Linked DNA regions of Homo sapiens: all the other regions are linked to region 3. A link is a loop called in an ENCODE intact Hi-C map of the cell type or tissue named here. Cell type or tissue: MCF 10A. All regions are shown on one strand. Region 1 has its middle 290 kb from the start of LINC01029. Region 2 has its middle 230 kb from the start of GALR1. Region 3 overlaps MBP (myelin basic protein).

The links. Peaks named below come from ENCODE experiments on the same cell type or tissue, not always from the same donor. Only the 100,000 strongest peaks of a DNase experiment are listed, where the experiment ranks them.
Region 1: it touches region 3 in a loop (14-fold over the local background); 2 of 110 quality-filtered maps call a loop at or near these places.
Region 2: a loop joins it to region 3, with 3 times the contacts of the local background. A loop is called at or near these places in 6 of 110 quality-filtered maps.

What each region holds. Positions count from the first base shown.
Region 1 is chr18:77,697,981-77,705,980 of GRCh38, forward strand. No RefSeq gene overlaps it. Among named protein-coding and RNA genes, the nearest start is that of LINC01029, 290 kb to the right of the region's middle. In MCF 10A, a CTCF peak has its summit at 4,909 (motif pointing left); no DNase peak of the experiment used is centred here.
Region 2 is chr18:77,473,951-77,481,950 of GRCh38, forward strand. No RefSeq gene overlaps it. Among named protein-coding and RNA genes, the nearest start is that of GALR1, 230 kb to the left of the region's middle. In MCF 10A, a CTCF peak has its summit at 4,831 (motif pointing right); no DNase peak of the experiment used is centred here.
Region 3 is chr18:76,996,423-77,004,422 of GRCh38, forward strand. The region is part of intron 4 of MBP (myelin basic protein); the gene reads right to left. Among named protein-coding and RNA genes, the nearest start is that of MBP-AS1, 20 kb to the left of the region's middle. RefSeq lists enhancers at 1,386-1,886, 1,887-2,387. In MCF 10A, a CTCF peak has its summit at 4,207 (motif pointing right); no DNase peak of the experiment used is centred here.

The DNA of each region.
Region 1 (8,000 bases), 700 kb after region 3:
CTTACCTTAATAGATACAGAGCTATTCCAGATTTGTTATTTCTTCTTCAGTCATTTTGCTAAGTTACGTTTTTAAGGGATTTTGTCACATTATCTAAATTGCAGAATTTATTAGCATAAAGTTATTTATAATATTATTCTATTATATTAATAATTACAGCATCTGCAGTTATACCCTTTAATTAATATTAATGATTCTTTGTGATATTTGATATTTATATTTTCCTGATGAATTCACCATTTTACCAACATTAAATGTCTCTCTTCATCTTAGAAAATCCACCTTGTGTTGAAGTCTATTTTGTCTGATATTAACGTAGCCACAGAAACTTTCCTATAATTCCTTCCTTTTCCTTATGGCTTCTGTAATTTATTTCTTACACTTCCTTTTATTTTCAACTTGTCTTGGTAGATTTGTATTTAAGGTTTGTCTCCATTGCAGAAAACATATAGTTGAATTTACATTTTTTCTAATTTGACAATCTCTGCTTTTTAAATAGTATTGTTTAATCCATTTATTATAACTTTATATGATTGAATTTGTCAATCATATTACTTTTTATTCTCTATTTTTCCCATCTTTTTTTGTATTCCTCACTTCCTCCTTCCTTGCCTTATTTTGTGTTAATCAAAATATTATATTTTAATTCTTCAGCTGAGTTTAGCTATATTCATTTATATAGCTAAATAATCACAAGAATTTTCTCCAACTTGGAAACAAATAATTTACAGATTCAAGAGTCTTGGCCAATAATAAGCAGACTAAATACAATGGGAGCCACACTGAGATGCATCAGAGTCAAATTACTGAAAACCAAAGTGCCAGTGGTGGATTTAGGGACCTCACCGTGCATTTTTATGCTGTTGCTGTCTAATCTGAGTTAATATTGTACCTCCTCACATAAAACATAAGACGCTTAGAACGGTGTAACTCCACGTGTTTCCTCTGTTCCTGTCGTTTGACCCCTAAGACAATAAGACATTTTTTCTTTAAGAAATCTGTTGCCTCTTAAAGAAATTTAGGACAGTCTCCATATTTATATGCACAATCACCAGTTTTCCTCTTCTTCACTCCTTTCTATAGATCTGACTTTTCACATGGTGCTATTTTTTCCCAGCCTGAAGAACTTCCTTTAGCATTTTTTGTTAGTGCAGATTTACTGGTGATAAATGTTCCCACTTTTAGTGATCTCAAAATGTCCTTATTTCAGATTCATTCATAAGGGATATTTTTGCTGGATATATAGTTATGAGTTTATTGCTTTTCTCTCTATTTAAATATAATAATCCCCTCTATTTTTGCCTTCATTATTTCTGCTGAAACGTCAGACATATTTTGCATCTCTGTTCCCCTGTATGTAATGTGAATTTTTCATCTTTAGCTGTTTTAATTATTTCTCTTCATGCTTGTTTTAGAGTTCTTTCACCCAGAGGGGCCTGAAGCGTTTTGTTTTACTTTTGGTTTGTTTGTTGGTTTTGGTTCTGAGTTAAATAGCTGGCATGTGAAGGAGGCGTCATTGATGTCCATCATATTTCCTTTTGTTTGGTATCGCCCCAACGCTATCCTGAAAATGCTTTACAAATTAAGAGTTTGAAGCTCTACATTTTATTTCAGTGATTCAGTCACTGAGGCTCAGAGTTTAAGTGATCTGCCCAATATAATAGCAATAAATTGTGGAAGTCTGGCTTTCATTATTTAACCATTTCACACATTTTGAAAGAGGAAAAAATAGTAGTACCATAAATTTTATTTCGGAAAATAGAAGAAAAAGGAGGACTCTAAAAATGTCTGTTGTCCTTAATGAGACCTAACTTTGAGGTTTTTTACAATTTGCTATTTCATAAATAATAAGTGGGAAACTGTTTATTCAACAGAGTAGCTTGCCTACTTTTTAAAATTTGAATTGACCCCACACTACTCTGCAATACAGGAAAAATAATTAGAATTATTCTGAATGTTATTTTCAATGCAATTAAAGAAGGATATAGTTTATGATTTTTATTTATTCAGATTTGATTTCCTGCAATAGGTTGTATCCATCAAAACTAGTTTAATATTGATATTTACTAGATAATTTATTTGTGCTCTTAACAATACCACTTTTGGTGCATTTCTTTGATATAAAACATTTAAATTTCTCTTTCTGTCTGCAGAGCCAGTTCAAGAAAAGGAAAGCACCCAGCTGAGAGCATCACGGGGTCTCCTCCGTGGTCCAGCGCAGGGGAGCTGTGGGTGGATGCCAGACTGTGTCATGCTGGTGTCATGCTACTGCCTTTGTGCCGGAGGCTCTTGTGGGAAGCCCTTTTGGCACCTCTCCTGAAGGCTGTGCATTCGTTCACCTCCCCTTTCCTATTGAGAAAGAGGATCTCAGGTCACAGGGAAGCAGAGTTTCTTCCACTCATACAGGGAATAGAAAATACCGCCACCCTCCACTACCCCATACACATTGGCCTCCTACTGTATTGTACTATAAAACCATGTCTCTTCATTCTGGTCACTACAATGGAAACCTCCTGTTAACTGAAATAAAGAGGGTAGGACTTGGACTAGAGGAGGGGAGATATTAAATCCTGCTCAGACTGTGCCATCCAAGACCTTAACCAGTAGGAATGTTTTTTGACCTCATGAGCCTATTTTCTTGTTTGTAAAAATAAGCATAATGACGTGGTTAACATATTATCTGAATGCCACAGGTAAGAGGCATCCTGCCTCATCATTTGCCTGAACTCTCAGGATATTCAAAAATCCTCATTTCAGAATTCTTCTAGTGCTACAGTTACGTCCTCCTTCTTTCTGCCATGGAAACTGTCGTCACTAACCTCTACCCCTCACCCATGTTTGGGTCTCATTTGTGTCCCAGTAGTTTTTGTGTCAAATGTGGATGGTGCAGCTATTTTAGTCCTTAGATTAAAAGAGAGAGGTATTTTAGCTTTTAATGGAATCATTGAAAGAATAACCTCTGAGGAAGACATTTCAAAACAAATTAAAAATACTACAACTCAGTATAAGAATTTCATTTAGACTTTAAAATTAGCTGAATATATTCTGGCAGAATGATATTTATTTGTGGGACTCCTAACAGTCCTAACATATCTGTAGGGACTTTCAAACACAGGACCAGTAAATGTGATATTCTCTAAGGTTATGAAACATAATAAAAAGATCCAAACACCTAAAAACACCAGCCTGTGCTATTCCTTTTTGCTGTTCTATTTATCATCACCATCATCATCACCATCACAATCATCATCATCCCCATCATCATTTTTGTGCAGCAATTATGAGAAAAAAACCTTATAAATAGAGTTTTCTGTTAACTTATATTGAAGGTGTTAGGTTTTCTAAAAGTTGGATAGACATCCAATGAAGCTAAGAGCTAGGCCATTTGTCCTATACTACCCATCACAGATTTGATCTATCAATCATCAAATATCTTCTAAATGTCTGGGATTATGCTATGTGAAGCCTGAGTGCTCTGGAGAGCTCTCAACTCAGTGAAATTCAATTTCCAATGTACATGTTGAGAATCTACCACATGCAAAAGACTGTCTAGATACCATTGAGAGTACACAAAGCTGCAAAGCCTTCTTCTCAAGAGGAGTTTAATGTTTAAAAGGAGTGATGATATGTAAGCATTGGCCTAAAATTGTATATGACCCTCCAACTGTATATAACATGAAATCACAAGTGTCAGAGGGTCCGCAGCAGAGATTCTGTTTGTTCTTTAAAAAAATCATCAAAAGACATTGTTAAAAAATAAATAGGCAAGAAAAAGACCCAAATAAATTATTTAAGATACAGATATATCTGCCTAATGCTTGAAAGTTGAGCAACACACTTTGGGGAAAAATATAGTTTCGGTTATAAAAGACTAGAACTTCACTCTCTGATTTTGTGATTTCATTACAGAAATGGGCAAGTTCTTACAAAATTTAACATTGCCATTCTCACTAAATATTTTAAACATATTTAGTAACTTCTATTTTAATATCTTACATACTTGGTGAAGATTACTTGAGTATGAAGGCATCATTAGCCAGACAAATGATCAGAGCAAGGCTGCTGTATTTGTCTGTTCTCACATTCCCATAAGAAAATATCTGAGACTGGGCAATCTGCAAAGAAAAGAGGTTTAATTGCCTCTCACTTCTGCATGGCTGGTGAGTTCTTAGGAAACTTACTATCATGGCGGAAGGGGCCTCTTCACCTAGTGGCAGGAGAGAGAATGAGTGCCAGCAGGGGAAATGCCAGACACTTATAAAACCATCAGATCTCATGACAACTTACTTACTGTCATGAGAACAGCATGGGGGAAACTGCCCCCATGATTCAATTACCTCCCACTGCATCCCTTCTATGACATGTGGGGTTTATGGGGATTATAATTTAAGATGAGATTTGGGTGGGGACACAACCAAACACAGCAGCTGCCTATCTGCATCCCTTGAACCTATTCTGCCCATATTTCTGTTATTTTTTCCCCAAGTTTCATATAACATATCAACAGGATCACTTCCTAAGTCCCTCAGCAGAAAAAGTGGATTTGAAAACTGACTCTGGTGTGTACTTCTGTATACAAGTCAAATTGCTTACTTTGATAGACAATACGATTTCCTGCAGACACTAATGGTAAAAATTGTAAACTAAGGATGTAAGCAGGTTTTAATCCTTTAAATTTATTCTCAGATAATGGAAATTGAACAAATAACAATTAATCATGTAGTTTGATTGCTGCTTGTCTGTAACTTATTGTTACTCAAGTTCATATTTTACAAACTGTAGTGTAAACAACATCGAACCTTTCTTGAAAAGCAGCTTCAGCTCAGATCTCATCTCAAACATCAAGAGCCTTGACTCCAAAATGGTGTGAATTGGCTGCCATCTGCTGGACCGGGACACGTAAAGGTGAATTCTAGGTTTTATTTAGCGTCCAGGAAAATCAAATCCCAGTCTCAAACAATATAGTCTTAATTAATTTCTCTGAGAATGTCAACATTTACATATATTAAAGATTGAACTTAATTACAATTGCAATTTATTGATTGAGAAGGCACTTCACTATCTTCCAATGCATTCAAGATCATTACAAAATCCTGTTATAAATCAGGGTGGAACATATCACAAGAAAATGACATATGAAATAATTTATATAAGGACTTTTAATATAAAATATCTTTAATACAAAGTATTGTATGTTTTGAGTGCATAATATATTTTAAAAGCCATTGTTAAATATTGTAAAGCATAAAAATACTCATCAGACGCAACAATCCATTTCTTTGTTGCATAGAAAAGAGGACTCTGAGGGAGTCAAGGTAAATCCAGGTAAACCCCAAGACAGTGCCACTGAGAAGGTGCCTTAAGTCAACAGCACAGATGTCATCTCTAAGGAGTGTGTGGGCCGGGGTTCGTGAGGACAATGGTCTTCAGCCTTGACACACGTGGATGTGTGGCTGGAGACCCCAAGTGGAATGGGTGGATTCCAGTGGTACACATCATAAGAAAAATCGTGGAGACTGAGGAGTTAGGAAATAAGTAGAGGGTTAGGTTAGCTGAAACACTGAGTGTGAACAGGGAGGTTGTTGGGAATAAAATGGGAGAGGTAGGTTGGGGCAGGTGCACGGAGGGGCTTGTAAATCACCACCAAGAGTTCAGGCTGCTGGAAGCTTCCAAGGTAAAGCTGGGATTCACTTAGACAAAAGGCAACTGAGTTGACAAACTGAACATCCTTGTTTGTAGAGAACATTTGTGCTACTTATTCAGCAGTTTCCATGACCCAGGCCATATTCTAACTGCAAGAACACAGAGAAATAAGAAGCATCTCCTGCCCTCCAAGGCCTCCATTCTCAGAGCAGAGGCTTCTCGGTCAATGGCTCTGATGCATACACTGTGGCAGAGCAGAAATGTGGACTCTGGAAACTACTGCAGGAACATGAGAAAGAAGCACCTGCCTCTGTCTGGAGATGTTGACCAAACTCCATATGACAGGTGCATCAGTCTAGGTGGGAAACGTAAGCAGAAGTGTTGCAAGCATAGAGGCCAGGGAAAGGCACCCTTGTGGCTCCAGATTTTGTAATGTCACGGAGTCCTAGGTGTGTGGCTCAAGCCCAGGAACAAGTCCAGTGGAGTGGACGCCTGAGGGACTGCCATTAAATACACTCAATGTGTGTCAAAAAGTCTTGGGAGTAACACAGAGATGGTCCACCACTTTGACACTTAAAACTGCGTATGAGTTAGGGAGGTACAGTTTAAAAATGCTGCTGGAGAGACAACCTGGGTTTAATTTAGAACTCTTCAGCACACAGATGGCAATGAAGCCATCCAAGAGGTGAAATTGCATGTGTAAAAAATGCATTGCAGAGAAAGCAGCCCTGACTGCCATTTACTGGGAGTGGGTCAGGCATTGAGGGCCGAGGCACTCTCTTGTTACCATAGAGAGTTTCACAGACACCGCATCAGGCAAGGCCACTCTGTGATGAGCATAGGAAAGATGAGCTTGAGAACACTGGCCAGGCCATGCAGATGGCCCCATGCCCTCCTTCCTGGGCTCGTCTACACACTGTGGCTTCTTTAACACCTTGGCCCGTTCACGCTCTCTACTCTGTAAATGAAATCATAGAGAGAACAATCATAGTTTTCCCAGCTATTGACAGTGCCCAGTCTGGAGCAAACCCATTCTTCCTTGAACCCTACCCCAAATACCCTAATATGACCCCAAGTCCTCTAATAATCCCTATTTCTTCCTCTTACCAAGACACCCTGTGCCCCTCCGGGTGTGCTCTTGTTGTTGCAGTGAACCAGTAACTCACCTTTACCTAAGACAGGGCCACGGGGAGGAGGACGGAGAAGTTGCCACAGGTGGAAAGAATTCAGCAGTGTGGGTTCTTTCCCCTAGGACAGAGCTTCTCAGACTACAGGTAATCTTCAGTGTTGAAATTATATTTGTTTAGGGAAATATAAGATGAATTTGGAGCAGGCGGGGACCAGATCATGAAAGGTATCTTATTTAATGCCATGATATTTTGATTGTATGAGAGGTTTGGAGAGTGAGGAGGTATTGCAGCGTCTTATCTAGGGAGGTGGCATGGTCACTTTAGAGACCCTCTTCTGGAAGCACCTACATGTGCATCAAGGTCACCCAAAGATATTTTAAAAAATGCAGAAGTTGATCCAGTGGAGCTGAGATCCTGTGTTTCACAAAGTTCCAGGTGGGGCTAGGATGGTGGTTCTTGAGGGGTGGTTTCTGCATCAGCAATGTCAGCATCACCTGGAAATTTGTAGGAGTTGCAGATTATCACCTGACACCAGACCACACTGAATGAGAAAGTTGGGACCTGGGATCCTGCAATTGCCTTAAAAAAAAATTAATAGCAAGTTGTGACAGTTAATTGTATGTGTCAATTTGACTTGAGTAGATGGTAAAACGTTATTTCTAGGTGTGTCTGTGAGGGTGTTTCCTACTAAGTTAGCATTTGAATTGCTAGACTGAGTGGAGAAGTTTCACCCTCACCCATGTGGGAGGCAGCATGCAATTTGCTGAGCACCCAGATAGAACAAAAAGCAGAGGAAGGGCAAATTTCCTTTCCTTTCTTGAACTGGGACCACCATCTTCTCCTGCCCTTAAACACTGAATTCCTGGTTCTCAGGCCTTCAGACTCAGTAACATGCAAACCCACAACACCGCCTGTCTGGAGTCCTTTGGACTCATGTGAATGATACATTGGCTTTCCTGGGTCTTATGCTTACTGATGGCAGATGGTGGCATGTCTCAGCCTCCATGATCACATGAGTCGATTCCCATCATCTCCTTCCCTATGGATCCTACTGGTTCTGTTTCTCTGGAGAACCCTTTAACTCCAGGTGATTCTGATGTCCATTAAAGCTTGGGAACATTATTGTTATTGGCATAGTTGAAGCGCGATAGACACAGATGTGGTCCCAGAAGATGCTAAGAAGGAAGAGAATTTTGAGGAGTCACAGTAGTGCTACACGGCCCAGGG
Region 2 (8,000 bases), 480 kb after region 3:
GTCAGGAAAAAAATTTCTCTCTCTCAAAAAGAGTGAATATTTTATGGCTTAGGCAAAATTTACAATTAAAAATATTAATTTATAATTAAAAAAACAAAACTCTGAAGCTCAGTTTATTTGACGTATCTGAAGTCCCTTTTTGAAGTGACCAAAGCCAATACAATTTTTCCTGTGAGGACCAATGTAAGTCCCCAGCGTGAGGAGCACTATTTCTCCCGGCCAAAAATCACCTTAGGCCACGAAGGTCTTGTGGGAGTGTTTGACCTCATTGCTCACGACATAAAACAATCTCATAGGAAATTATCCCCCCAGAAACACTCAAAAATTCTAGCTTAGCCTGGTGGCCACATATGAGGGGCTGACCTCCCAGTGCCTTCAGATCCCAGGATTCCTGGGTTTTACCAAGACATGTAAGAGGGGAAAAGTGACTCGTGAGTGACACCTCAAAATACAATTCTCATTAAGCAGCACACCAGATCCAAAACATCTTTCCCTTTCAATCTTTAATTTCTTAAAAAGAGAACCCAAATTATAGGTAGCTGTCCATCTGAAACCAAGTCTTCCTCCTTAACGGAGATTCGTCCTTAGAAACTGCAGCTAGATTTATGTCCAATACTTATGGCACCACCTCCTGTCAATATCTAAAAAATAAAATGGTGTTACTTAACCCATAAAAAAGCCACACAACAGCCAAAATGATACACCTTTAAAATATCAGAATTAATTGATTTACTTTACAATGAAAAGTACTGGCTCTAAAATGAAACAAAATAATTGGGAGACTTCCTTCCTATAGTACTTAGAAGCATCTACAAGAGGCTCTGACAAAATTCTTTCCATAAATGAAGAAAAAAGCTCCCTAAAATAAATGAATAAATAAGCAGCTGAAGCTGATTCTCTCCTGCTTCATTTCTTCTCTTCCCCGTCTGAACCGTCTCACCTGCACTCACCTTTGCCTCCTTTGATCCCCTCCTCCCACTCTTGCTCTTCTAGCTTAATCTCAGAAACAGCGAATATCTGGCAGAGGAAAGCCCACCTTAGTTTATCAGCCATCATCAAAAGTAAACCTTAAAGACATAAGAGATTTCCTGGCTAGGCACAGTGGCTCACACCTATAATCCCAGCATTTTGGGAGGCTGAGGCAGGAGGATCACTTGAGCCCAGGGGATTGAGACCAGTCTGGCCAACATGGTGAAACCCCGTCTCTACAAAAAAATGCAAACAAACAAACAAGCAAATAGCCAAAAATGATGGCATGTGCCTGTGGTCACAGCTACTCGGGAAGCTGATGTGGGAGGATCGCTTGAGCCCAGGGTGTTGAGGCTGTCATGAGCTGTAATCATGCCCCTGCACTCCAGCCTGGGTGACAGAGCAAGACCCTGTTTCAAAAAAAAAAAAAAAAAAAAATCTAATTTCCACGAGGATCCTATTGGTTTTGCCAGAAAGCTTAAGCTTAATATCAAAGTTACAAGGACCCTATTGGTTTTGCCAGAAAGCTTAAGCTTAATATCAAAGTTACCACCCTGTTTTTTCTGATCTATATCAACTAGTTCACATGTTAATTTTTTTAAAGTAAAAATTAAGTAGCTAGACACAAAAGAAGGGGTTTTTAAAAATGTGTCTTAGCTACTTAATTACAAAAGAAGATCACACATGTGCCTGTGAGGTTACAAAGACTTTGCTCCAAGCCATCCATTTAGTCTTCCAAAAAGTGGTAGACGAGAAGAAAATATAGCAATGTTGGCAAAATCCAGATAAATCAATACTGACATAGGTTGAGACATTTAAAAACATCTTTAAACAATATTGAAGATTATCTAATTTTTTATACCAGTACCATAGTGTTTTGCTGGCTATGGGTTTATAGTATAGTTTGAAATCAGGTAGTGTGATGCCTCCAGATTTGTTCTTTTTGCTTAGTCTTGCTTTGGCTATGTGGGCTCTTTTTTGGTTCCATATGAATTTTAGAGTTGTTTTTTCTAATTCTGTGAAGAATGATGGTGGTATTTTGATAGGCCATTGGAACAGAATAGAGAACCCAGAAATAAACCCAAATACTTACAGCCAACTAATCTTCCACAAAGCAAACAAAAATATAAAAGTGGGGAAAGGACACACTTTTCAACAAACGGTGCTGGGATAATTGACTAACCACATGTAGGAGAATAAAACTGGATCCTCATCTCTCACCTTATACAAAAATCAACTCAAGTTGGATTAAGGACTTAAATCTAAGACCTGAAACATTAAAAATTCTAGAAGATAACATTGGAAAAACCCTTCCAGACATTGGCTTAGGCAAGGATTTCATGACCAAGAACCCAAAAGCAAATGCAATAAAACCAAAGATAAATAGATGGGACTTAATTAAATTAAAGACCTTTTGCACGGCAAAAGGAACAGTCAGGAGAGTAAACACACAACCCTCAGAGTGGGAGAAAATCTTCACGATGTATACATCTGACAAAGGACTAATATCCAGAATCTATAACAAACTCAAACTTTAGCAAGAAAGAAACAATCCCATCAAAAGTTGGCTAAGAACATGAATAGACAATTTTCAAAAGAAGATATACAAATGGCCAGCAAACATATGAAAAAATGCTTAACATCACTAATAATCAGGGAAATACAAATCAAAACCACAATGCAATATCACCTTACTCCTGCAAGAATGGCCATAATCAAAAAATCAAAAAACAGTAGATGTTGGCATAGATGCTGTGATCAGGGGACACTTTTACACAGCTGGTGGGAATGTAAACTAGTACAACCACTATGGAAAACAGTGTGGAGATTCCTTAAAGAACTAAAAGAGGTAGAACTACCATTTGATCCAGCAATCCCACTACAGGGTATCTACCCAGAGGAAAAGAGTCATTATATGAAAAGGATACTTGCACATGCATGTTTATAGTGGCACAATTCACAATTGCAAAATTGTGGAACCAACCCAAATGCCCATCAGTCAAAGAGTGGATAAAGAAACACACACACACACACACACACACACACACACACACACACACTGGAATACTACTCAGCCATAAAAATGAATGAGTTAATGGTATTCACAGTGACTGGGTTGAAATTGGAGACTATTATTCTAAGTGAAGTAACTCAGGAATGGAAAACCAAACATCGTATGTTCTCACTGATATGTGGGAGCTAAGCTATGAGGATGCAAAGGCACAAGAATGATACAATGGATTTTGGGAAATTGAGGGGAAGGATGGGACAGAGGCGAGGGATAAAAGTCTACAAATAGGGTGCATTGTATACTGCTCAGGTGATGGGTGCGCCAGAATTTCACAAATCACCACTACAGAACTTACTTATGTGACCAAACACCACCTGTACCACAATAACCTGTGGAAATTAATATATATATATGTGTGTGTATATATATATATACATGTATATAATTTGAAGATATTTTCCATTTTATATAATCCAAATGTATCAACAATGAGATTTCAAAATGAAAACCACATAGAAACATTAAAGCAAAAATATTACTTAACCTGTTAATAAATCATAATTTCTGGTTGTAAAGTTCTATGTGCAAAAATGTAAAAGAAAAAAATTGAAATACAATACTGGCAAACAACAAAGATTATCTAAAGAAAGTTATGCTAATCATCAAAATGATATTCTCAGTTTCAATTTTATAAATAGAGTAGATAAAAAAATTGACAATAATAAAAAAACAATGTCTGAGTTGGGCAATTTCTCAGACTCATAATTTGGTTAACCTTGCTGATCAATTACTTTTAACTGAAAGAGAGAGAGAGAGATAGAGAGATCAAACAAAAAAGACTAATAAAATTATAAATCTACAATTAAAACAACTATCCACTTAGTCTAGACCTCCAAAATACCCCCCAGTAAACCTCAAAACAGACCTAACTTTCCACTTCACAATTGCTACAAAAAACCCGGACACTTAAAAAATGCCAAAAACTAAAACAAAGGAAATAACAGCATGCAACAAAAAAAATAGGGATACTCCAAAAAAACTTCAAGAGACTTTTCCCTTCCTTCTTACTAGCAACCTGGGAGAAATAAAAATTATTTTTTTAAAAAAGATACAAGCTCTGTTGACACTGGAACTACATTATCTCGAATTAATCTCACATTGCAGAGTCTCTTTTCTCAAAATTAACAAACAATTCAAATGATGGGTGTCAACGAGTACTCCTATATTGGTACATAAATTTCAGCCTATAGCTTTTCAGCGAAATCTTTCTCAGTCTATAGCTTTACAGCTAGATCTTTTACAAGACTCATATTTTTCTCTTAGTTCCCTCAGCCCCATCCATTTAACAAAAAGAAACTTTAAAAAATATACTCACATTTCTTTTTCCCCAAATGCAGGCATGTGTTTAGAATTAGAAGACAAAAATGAATTACTAGATATAGTGAGTTTTTGGAATCTGATTCTCTTCATTTACAAATTGCAAATTATGTTACCAAAGAGGACATTAAATTATTGAGTGATAAAGAATTACAAAAACTGCTAAAGGCATACTGGATTGTCTGTGGTCTGTCTTTTGCTGACATAAAAAACAAGAAATCTTGAAGATGATAATTATATAGCCTGAGCCATACTTGAGTTAATGTTGACTGCATCTGGCTGTAAGTCAACAACATGGGAAGAAAAATCTTTATTTTCATTTTCTGTCATCCGAGAGTGAACATTTTGGCTTAACAGATCTACCCCCTTGGATGTGGAGAACACATACTTATTGATTTGTACATGAGGCTTTCCATTAGCACGTGAAATTAGCATGGATTTCTTTTTTTGCTCTTCGTTGATGTACCAGTAGGGGGTGGATCCACATCGGGTTGGTGACTCAGTCCTAGTCTCCGTGGAATAGTGATTACAGGAAGTACAGGAGCACACACTGTCCCTCCCCGCTTTTGGCAATAATCCCCACTGTTTCACAGGAACTGAAACAGAAGCAATAATTTTGTCCCCTTGGAATAAATGGTTCTGAATAGTCAAGATGGAAAATATAGCACAAAGTCATGGCTTTCACTACAAAGAGCTGGGCCTCTGCAGTCAGATAAAAAAGGGTTCCTGTATTAGTTTTAACACGTTTTCTGTGTAACCTTGAATATATTATTTAACTTCTTTCAATTCATTCATCTATAAAATGTGGCTAGAAGTACTGTCCTTGTCTGGCTGTTCTGAGGACCAGGAATAACATACATAAGATATCTGGCACACGAAAACTGCTGTGTGTACTCTTGTAAAAATAGACCGTGTATGATGTATGCCGAAAACCCATGAGCTTCTCCCTCTCCTCTGGAAAGGAAGTGAGATTTTGTAAAGTTGTATGAAGAAGCACTTTGGTCTGGCATAGGAGGAGGTTTTCCAGACTTAGGAAGTAAAAATACCAGATACCCAGTTAAATTTGAATTTCAGAAAAGAAATGAATAATATGTTTTAATATAAGTATATCCCATGCTATGTATGGCATATACTTGTTTAACTGGGTGCTCTGTACCTTATATGGCAACCCTATGGGAAACTGTTTTGAAAAACTTTTTTTTTCTTTTCTTGGACTATTCTAAGGTCTTATTCTTTCCTCAATAGTCTCATCCTGTGTTTGACAATGGTGGTGCTTGCTGAAGCAGCAAACTGTAGTGATGGCCTGGGCATAAATGCCCTGTTATTGGAGCACTCCTTGTTCTTCATTTGTGATACAGTCTACTACACAGGTTTGCATATTGTTACAATTCAATTGGTTAATAAATATCATGGATTTGGAAACATGACTGGCACTTAATAAGTTTTCCAAATGTTAATTATTTCTATATTTAATTTATTTTAGTATGTTCACTTTTTTCACATTTTAAGATTTTAAAATTTGAAAGTGTGTTTGAATTGATGTCGATTTACAATTGCTGTTGGCTTGGCGGCAGTTGTAATGTAGGAACATGCACAAACTTGAACACCACTGTTCATATCATCATGGCTTCACTTGAGTTATATGCACCATTTGAAAAAACTTCACTTCTTGGAAAAGAAGGCATGGCAGGGGATCTCAGAGGAATAGCGGGGAATCTCAGAGGAACATGGCAAGATAAGTCTTTCCCTTAGAAAGAAATCCTTCCAAGGCTCAGAGAAAGAATAGAAAGGCTGGGCTTTCATGGATAAAAGCCACCGGAGTATGAGGAAAGCGTTAGTTCTTGGTGCATTTTCTTTTTTTTAAAAATTTTTATTATTATACTTTAAGTTCTGGGGTACATGTGCAGAATGTGCAGTTTTGTTACATAGGTATACACGTGCGATGGTGGTTTGCTGCACCCATCAACCCGTCACCTACGTTAGGTATTTTTACTAATGTTATCCCTAACCCCCCACCCCTGACAGACCCTGGTGTGTGATGTTTCCCTCCCTACGTCTATGTGTTCTCATTGTTCAACTCCCACTTATGAGTGAGAACACCCGGGGGTTGGTTTCTCTGTTCTTGTGATAGTTTGCTGAGAATGATGGTTTCCAGCTTCACCCATGTCCCTGCAAAGGACATGAACTCATCCTTTTTTATGGCTGTATAGTATTCCATGGTGTATATGTGCCACATTTTCTTTATCCAGTCTATTATTCATGGACATTTGGGTTGGTTCCAAGTCTTTGCTATCGTGACTAGTGCCGAAATAAACCTATATGTGCATGTGTCTTTATAGTAGAATGATTTATCATCTTTTGGGTATATATCCAGTAAAGGGATGGCTGGGTCAAATGGTATTTCTAGTTCTAGATCCTTGAGGAATCACCACACTGTCTTCTATGATGGTTGAACTAATTTACACTCCCACCAACAGTGTAAAAGAATTGCTATTTCTCCACATCCTCTCCAGCATCTGTTGTTTCCTGACTTTTTAATGATTGCCATTCTAACTGGTGTGAGATGGTATCTCATTGTGGTTTTGATTTGCATTTCTCTAATGACCAGTGACTGTTGTTTATAAGGTACCCAGTCTACAGTATTTTGTCATAACAGCCAGGAAAGATAAGACAATCTCTCTATGCTTCAGTTTGTCATCTGCAACATAGGAATTATAATAATACTTACCTCTTTGGTTTATTGTGAATATTACATAAGTGAGTACGAGAAAATCACTTAGAACTTTTCCTGTCACATAGTAAGTACTAAACAAATGCTAGCTATTTTATTCTTACCATAACGGTAGTAGGGCATACTGTTGAAATATAAAATCTAGAGCCAGACTGCCTAAAGTGAAGTTCCTTACCACCACTTCCTAGCTTTTTTGTGTATGTCACTTAGCTATGCTTAGGCTCAGTTTATTCATCTGTAGGATAAGGCTAGTAATAATATCCATCTTAATAGTTGTTGCAATAATAAATTATTAAATGTAAAACGCTTAGAAGCTGTAGTCCCAGCTACTTGGGAGGCTGAGGCAGGAGGATCACTTGAACCCGGGAGACAGAGGTTACTATGAGCTGAGATCGCGCCACTGCACGCACTCCAGCCTAGGTGACAGAGTGAGACTCTGTCTCAAATAAAAATAAAAATAAAAATAAAATTAAAAAGACACTATATGTCTATATGTCTAAGTACATCTAGGAGATTTCTCTAAATATTATAACTCAAAGTGAGAAGAAAGCATTGGGTCACTTCAGTTGGTCTCATTATTTTTTGAAATATCTGTATGACTTAGAACCAAAGGAATTTTAGAATCTATAAATGAAGTATTGTTTATTTTCTCTAGCCTTGCTCCCACTAAGAATAATGACACCAACATTCCCAGGGGATCGTCTTCATTCGGTTGCTTTTATTGAGCACGGCCTTCTCTTCTAGGCACTTTGTGTTAAGCAAAGGATGAAAAAGCAAAGAAAACAGAAGTGAACCTGACATTGTGGACTTTTTGTTCTAGGCCTGAGGTCAAAAGAGGTCAAAAGGTTCTAGGCCTATGAAAGTCCAGATGTTAACAAGTTTAGGCTTTCTGGACTGTACAGCCTCCATTGC
Region 3 (8,000 bases):
GTTCATAGCAGCTAAACCCACTAGATTTCACTAAAACCTTCAAACAACCTGAATGCTCTTGAGGGGCTGAAGGGATAAACACACTGTGCTGTATCCAGGCATGAAATACTGTTCGGCAATAAAAATACAAACTCTTGTTACAGGCAACAGCTTAGAGGCCTCTCCAAGGAATCTTGCTGAGTAAAAGCCGCCATTCTAAAAGGTTTCATACTGTGTGGTCTTATTTATATGACATGCCGGAAAAGGCTGACCTATATTGGGGGAGGTCAGAGCTGGGGGGCAGGGAGTGGAGGGAGGGTGCAGTGTGGACCACGAGGGAGGGGGACGTGGGAGGATTTGGGGTTGTGTCCTTATTATGGCGCTAGCTACACAAATCCATACGTGCATCACAACTCATAGAAGTGTACCCCCAAAGCAAGCCCATTTTGTTCATTATTTTGTGAAATAGAATATAGAATAAGGCCATTTAACATGAGCTGTCATTGTACAGCCAGAGATGGAATTCATGGGTGCATCGTATCACTGTGCAAATTTTCTGATTGGCAGTCTCAGGTCTCCCCTGAAAGTGTTGGCCTCTCCTTCCGCCTCGGGGCTCCTACTGCCTCCCCGACCTTTGCCTAGAGCGTCCTCCCCCTCCAAATGTCTCTGTTTTGGGAAAATATAGCCTCTTTTGGCTGCAACCCTCATCTGGCATTGGATTGTCCTTTTTAGCTTTCTGCAAGCATCTTCCCTCTCCAGCTAGATTTTAATCTTTCAGAGGAAAAAAGAAAAACTTCTGTGGGATCCCCAAAGCTCCCGGCATTTGACTCACAAGGTGGAGCTCAGCAAATAGAAAGTGACCAGAGGAACAAAAGCCTTCCATGGCAGCCTTGTGAAAAGAGCTTGCTGCAGGGAGCTGGGAAGCTCCAGCCCGGGCCTGACGCCACCTGTGTGGCCTTCAGCGAGTCCCCTGGGGCCCTGGGGCTTCTGGTTCCTCGCGGGTGAAATGATGGGACTGAAACAGAGAGTCTCCAAGTCTTCGGTTCTAGAATTTTACTGAGAAGCCACCTTGGAAAAGCGGCAAAGCGTGTGAGATCAGCCTCTGGTGAGCTTTTATATTGGTTGTTTCCGGAGACTCCAGACCTGGGTTTTGGTTTATGTTCCTAAAGAGCTTTTGTGCTGAGCACGGGAAGAAAAGCCCAGGAGCACGCCTCGGTGTCAGGCTGGTGACGACCTCGGGCAGGGGACTGCGTGGCCCGCGTGGACGGATGCTGCATCTGAGCCACTTTTTTTTTTTTTGAGACGGAGTCTCACTTTGTCCCCCAGGCTGGAGTGCAGTGGCGCGACCTCGGCTCACTGCAAGCTCCGCCTCCCGGGTTCACGCCACTCTCCTGCCTCAACCTCCCGAGTAGCTGGGACTAGAGGCTCCGCCACCACGCCCGGCTGATTTTTTTGTATTTTTAGTAGAGACGGGGTTTCACTGTGTTAGCCAGGATGGTCTCGATCTCCTGACCTCGTGATCCGCCCGCCTCGGCCTCCCAAAGTGCTGGGATTACAGGCGTGAGCCACCACGCCCGGCCTGAGCCACTTTTTAAAAAGTAATTTTTTTATTGTGGTGAAACACACATAAAACTTACCATTCTAACAATTTTTAAGTGTGCAATTCAGTGGCACACATCACATTCGCACTGTTGTACCAGCATCACCGCCATCCATCTCCACACCCTCTCCAGCTTCCCGAACTGAAACCTGGCCCCCATGAAACACTCACTCTCCATCCCTGGCCCCAGCGTTCAAGTCACTTCTTCTCTATGAACGGGCCACCCGAGGGGCCTCCTGTGCATGGAGCCTGCAGCGTCTGTTCTCTGCGGACGGCTTGGTGCACTTACCGCAGTGCCCTCCAGGCGCCCCGTGCTGCGGCCCCCGTCAGAATCCCCTTCCACCTTCCACCGTTAGGCTGAACGACATCCACGGCACCGTATGCGCGGATTGCTTTCTGCTCATCCATTCACCCTTCCGGGGACTTCTGGGTTGTTTCCACCTTCTGGCTCTAGTTCTCAGTCACCTTTGAAGTGACCCAGGCTCCCCGGAGCCACGCTGATCTGATTTGGCCATGACATTCCCATGCCCTCGGGTGACTCGCAGAAGAGATGCCCGAACGCCCCACCCTCCTTTCCCCAACAGCCTGAAGTGAAGCTGCCGAGGTTCCCTTATTCTTTGAAGGAATAGCAGCACGCGGCATCGGGACATTGCTGCTCTTTTGAAGGTCGACGTGCATTTACATTTATGAGATGAGACGTACACACAGTGTTAGGGTGGCTTGGCTGAGAAGTACAGCCCTGTGTCTGCCCCGCTCTCCTGTGGGTGGCTGGTTGCAGGGCCATGATCTGGGTCTGCAGTCCTTTCATGCAGCCCCTTGGCTCCTTCCTCGTTGACCCCACAGCCCCTTGCTCACCACAAACCCGGCTCAGCTCAATTGTAGAAACGCACCACCTACTCCACGGCTTCCAGTGGTGCAGGAAATGTGATAGATGCAAGGTGTCAGCGGATTTTAAGAGCAGTGTTTTGGGGGGTTTAAGAGCAGTGTTTTGGGGGTTTAAGAGCAGTGTTTTGGGGGTTTAAGAGCAGTGTTTTGGGGGGTTTTTCAATTTATGGGGAGTGGGCACTTATCATTCTGTCACACCTTATGATAAACAGGTTACCTGTTCCTAGGTGGGAGGAGCTGGGAGAAGATGCTAGGCCTTAAAGAAACAACGGGAGGAGGTGAGGGGAGGACGCAAGCTGGGTGGGGCACTTAGGGGGTGAAGGTGAACTCAAGTCACTTCACAGACCAGCCATGGGGGACGCTGAAGCGGGTGGCGCACCCTCAAGCCTTCCCGGAGGAGACCGCTGAGGGCCTGGGCCAGCCTCGCAACCTCCGCTTCCCCCGTCAACCCCATCAGAAGCTCTGAGCTGCGGCCCCAGGAACGCTTGTGACGTATAAGGTCATCCTGAAAGTGAACTGAGAGCTGAACTTCAGCTCTCTAGGACAGAAAGGGTTCCTGCTGTTTAGTTTAGGTATTTTTTTTTTTTTTGAGACAGTCTCACTCTGTTGTCCAGGCTGAAATGCAGTAGCGTGATCTTGGCTCACTGCAACCTCGCTCCTGGGTTCAAGCGATTCTCATACCTCAGCCTCCCAAGTAGCTGGGATTACAGGCATGCACCACCATACCTGGCTAATTTTTGTTCAGTGGAGACGAGTTTCACCATGTTGCCCAGGCTGGTCTTGAACTCCTGGCCTCAAGCAATCCACCCACCTTGGCCTCCCAAAGTGCTGGGATTACAGGTGTGAGCCACCGTGAGCCACCACACATGGCCTGCTTACTTTTTAGGACACACATTTAGTAATTCCCTGATATACTTTTAGTTGTACTCACTAAGGTTTAAAAAAAGCCAAAACTGTGAACATTTTTGGTTATTCATTGAGATTTGTGTCTTCTGGGCCATCCCCAACCTGTTTCAAGTACTGCACTTTCTTTGTGGGTGATTAAAAGCGAGGAAGAGCTAGGATGTCAGTTGCACTATAAAAGAAGAAATGGACACAGGGCCGCACCTTGTGATGTAGACTCAGATGCTGGGGGGCATCCTGCAACCTGTGTTTTGCCAGCTAGAGATGAGGCCAGGACATTTCTGCAAAATTTTTGGCTAATTTGGAGCTGAATACCTGGGACAGCTGAAGAATTAAAAAAAGACCTGATTTTTAAAAACTAATATTTTCTATTGTTTAGAAAAATAATACATGCTCATATGAAGATATCCCATGAAATAAGAAAGTTTGTGGAAAAATTCTACCACCGAAGGATGACCCTGGTTTACACTTTGATGAGCACATTGTTAGATCTGGCTTTGTGCAAAAACACAGACAAAATATGCAAATGCCGTTAAAAGTGATCATACTAGACACACTGTTTTCTTCATCTGAGTTTTCTTGTTTTACTCAACAGTGTTGGGGCCTCTTCCTATCAGTAGAGCTTTTCATCACGATGCATAGAGCAACAACAACAACAAAATGACAAACGTTTGCTTGGTAAATAAAAATAACTTGCTGAAAAGTTTTTAAAATCACGGGAGGAAGACCACGGGTGGCCATTTATTTGTAAAAGAAATTCCTTTTTCCATTAGGCTGTTTGATTGCATGATTTTTGAAGAATTATTTTCCTCAACCTGCGATGATACCCATCACCAGCAGGCGGAGCTCCTGCGCACAGCACCCAGGCTGCTGCCCGCCGCCTGTTTCTCTCCAGAAATCAGGAAGAGGGTTGTTGTTGTTTTTTTTGTTTTTGTTTTTGTTTTTTTATTCCCCTGCTTTCCAATTTGTTTTAAGGCCTGGGGAGCTGGGCGTTCTGAAACTGGGAAGCAGTAACAGATGAGTTGCCGCCCGATGCATCTGAAGATCAGCGGCTGCAGGGCCAAGGCATTTCTTGGCAGCATCATTTCCACTCGGATTTTATTAAAGGAGATACGTTGATGGAGTCACTCCCTCTCAGAAGAAATGTTTACAATTAATTTGAAAAAAGATTAATATTCACGGGTGCCTGGAGTTGGTAAAAAAAGAGTTCAAGCTCTTAGTTCTTTGTCTGAGAGAGGAATTTAATTGCTTCCCTGAATCAACGATCATAAGGTCAATACGTGAAGACCTAGTGAGTTTATGGTTCTGAGCCTGTCCGGGTCCCTGCCCACCCGGTCCCCACTCACCTGGTCCCCGCCCACCGGGTCCCCGCCCACCCGGTTCCCACTCATAGGGTCCCCGCTCACTGTCCCGGACCCTGAAGCTCATCTCAGCCTCCAGGTGGGACCATGCAGGGCTGGGGCTTGGGGGTTCCTCGCCTGCCATCCCAGGCTGGGGTGTGCCCGCGTTTCTCTTCCAGAGGAGAGTAAATCACTAGATACACGGGTGTAGATACACCTACCCAGAAGATCGGCCCAGCGTAGCCTGACAGTCTCCAGCCACTCCGCAGCAGTCCACGGCAGCTAATGAGCCTGCCAGGGTACCCACGCTGCAGTTTTAACAGATGGGCGAGGTATTGGAGGTCTCTACTCCTATTTCACATGGAATCCTTTTGGAGACACAAGGAGAAGTGTGCATTCCTAGAACTTGGATGACTTACTTAAGAAAATGCCCGTAAGAGGCCAGGCACGGTGGCTCACACCTGTAATCCCAGAACTTTGGGAGGCCAAGGCGGGTGGATCACCTGAGATCAGGAGTTTGAGACCTCCCTGGCCAACGTGGCAAAACCCCCTCTCTACTAAAATACGAGAATTAGCTGGGCGTGGTGGCGGACACCTGTAATCCCAGCTACTTGGGAGGCTGAGGCAGGAGAATCACCTGAACCTGGGAGGCGGAGGTTGCAGTGAGCCGAGATCAAGCCACTGCACTCCAGCCTGGGTGACAAAGTGAGACTTCATCTCAAAAAAAAGAAAAGAAAAAAAGCCTGTAAGAAAGTTCCTGCTCATCTACACCCTCCCCTCATGATAGTGTTCTTACTGACACAGCCACGTGTTGGAACATCTTCTAACTATCATTAGAGATGATCTGCCTCCTTTCAGATCACACATATTAACACAGTACATTTTGTTTCCCCATTTGTATTGATTATGTGCCAGTTTTGGGGAAGTGGGTCAAATAACTGAGTGTTGATAACATCTGCCCCATTTTCCCACCTGATGGGATGGAGCACAGGAAGTTGGCTCCATGTGGAGTTGCCGCCTGGAGACCTCTGGCCTCTCGTAAACCTGGAATGGTGCGTTCTCATGGAGGCAACCACGGCAGGGTCCCATGCACCTGGCTCTCTCCACCTGGGCCTCCCATTAGGGCCTTTGCTACAGAGATGCACCCATCAGCACTCGGCTGTGGAGCCTTAGCAAGCACCTGTTCTTCCCTTTGTCGTGTGGTCCATGATGTCATTGCAGAATGACACGTTAGAAAAATGTCTCTTTGTTAATGTATCTCAATATGCCCAGAGAGCAGCATCTACCATCCAGTGGCTAAATGCAGTAGGGATTTCCTTATGGGCATTGTCTTAATCAAGTAAGTGGTCCAAGTTCTAGGAATGTACATGTTTTCCCTGTGTCCCCAAAAGGATTCAATGCAAAGCCAGAATAGAGAAAGCAAGGCGTCTTGGTTTTAAAACACGAGGTGTGATCGTAAACCAAAAATATCATTCAGCACTGCTCCCACGTCACCACTCATTTTACAGATTTGAATATTGAGATGCACAGAGGTTCAGGGAGCTGCTCGCAGAGGCTGCTAGCTGTCTAGGGCTTGAACTTTAGACTGCATGCCAAGCGAGACTCTTGTGGAGTGAACGTAGGATGAGAGGCTCACGTTACCCACCTGAAAGTCAGCGGCCTATGGGGAAATTCACTGGCTAGTCATAGGAGAAAGGGAAAAGGGAAGGGAGAAGAACGGATTTTTAAATTGTATTTTATTACAAGAATTTGTAGACTTACCTTGTAGTAAGTTATGAAGCTATTGGCTAGAACTAACAGTGTGCTCACAGACGAGAAAAATAAACTAGTATCTGTAGACAAAGTCAATGACATATGCCAGTTAGTGTCTAGGGAATGAGGGAAGCTTCAATTGCTGCTGTTTACCAAAATAATTGGGAACTAATTTTCTAGTAAACACTGATGGATACAATAAATGCCAGTGTAGTTAATGAGATGAGATTTTTCAATTTTCTCTGTCATTTTAAAAGACGCATTTCTATGTAATTAAAACAAAGGGCCCATCAGTTCCTCCTTTCAGTGGAGAGTGATGCCTCAGGACTGACAGATGGCATCGTCTGGACTGTCCTATTTTGTCTATGTGACTGAAAACCAACCAACCAACATATCTCCTGGTCCTTATTCCTTTAATTTCCAGGTTGCACATGGCGGGTTTTTGCACACATCCACAAAGCGGCATTCGGGACCTCTGCTGTTCATTTCGACGGTTTCAGCAGTGGCCCTGAGAGTGAAGGGCGAATGAATTTGCTTTTTACTCTTTTTACCTCCCAGAGTAATATTTGATTCTTCTGGCACTCTCAGGAAGTGCAGATACCAGAGAGCTCAGAAGTTAATCTGAAAAAACTCAGAGACAGAGAGCTCAGGGATGAATCTGTGTGGCCTGTTCAGAACCACAGAAGATAGTGGTGTCACTGTTTTTCTGAGCTGCCATGATAAGAAAGAACAGAGGTATATTTGATATAATTTTTTTCTTGTGAAAGTGATAATATGCTTCTTCAGTATATTTTTTGAATTAGGAATCGTAAAATGTAGTTCTAGATGAAATAGATGCACCTTTTCTGCCATTTTCCCTACATCACACTTCTTTTGTGGCTCACAGAGATCCTTGACATCCCCAGAAACCTTGTTTAAGTGATTAAATGATCCTCCTTAAAGATGCTCAAAGGAGACAGTCACCTACGCAGCATCTTCCTTTCTCTCCAGGGATCTTCTGTTATTCAATGCGTGCGTATTTTCTACCTAAAAACCGGTGGGAGTGGGAAACAGCAGACCCCCTGCAAACTATCTGAAGCTTAGGGTCATGGTATCTGTTTCCCATGGAAACTGGAACCAGCAGCTAAAACAGGCACCAGTGAAATCAGTATTATTGGACAGAACATGGGTGTCAAAGTCTGCAAGGCTGGAGATGAGACGACACATCCGACTGTAAATGGTGGGCCATGCTGTCTCCCCTTTTCTTACTCTCCATCCCCCTGACTTCATAATGCTCTGGCAATTCCGAGAAATCACAGAACACTGTGGTTCTCTTTTCAATACTAGTTAAATACTAGTTACAATACTAGTTAAATAATAGCTTCCTCTGAAAAAAAGCACATATATATATATGTGTCCCCCCCCACTCCCCGCCGCAAGGAAGCTATTATTCGATTTCTGGTCAAACAGCTCCTACCATGCCTCAGGAGAGTATGTTAGATTTTTTTTTAAAAGCAAGATCAGGGCATTTTAGATTTTGCAGTTTGGAGAGAATTCTTTTC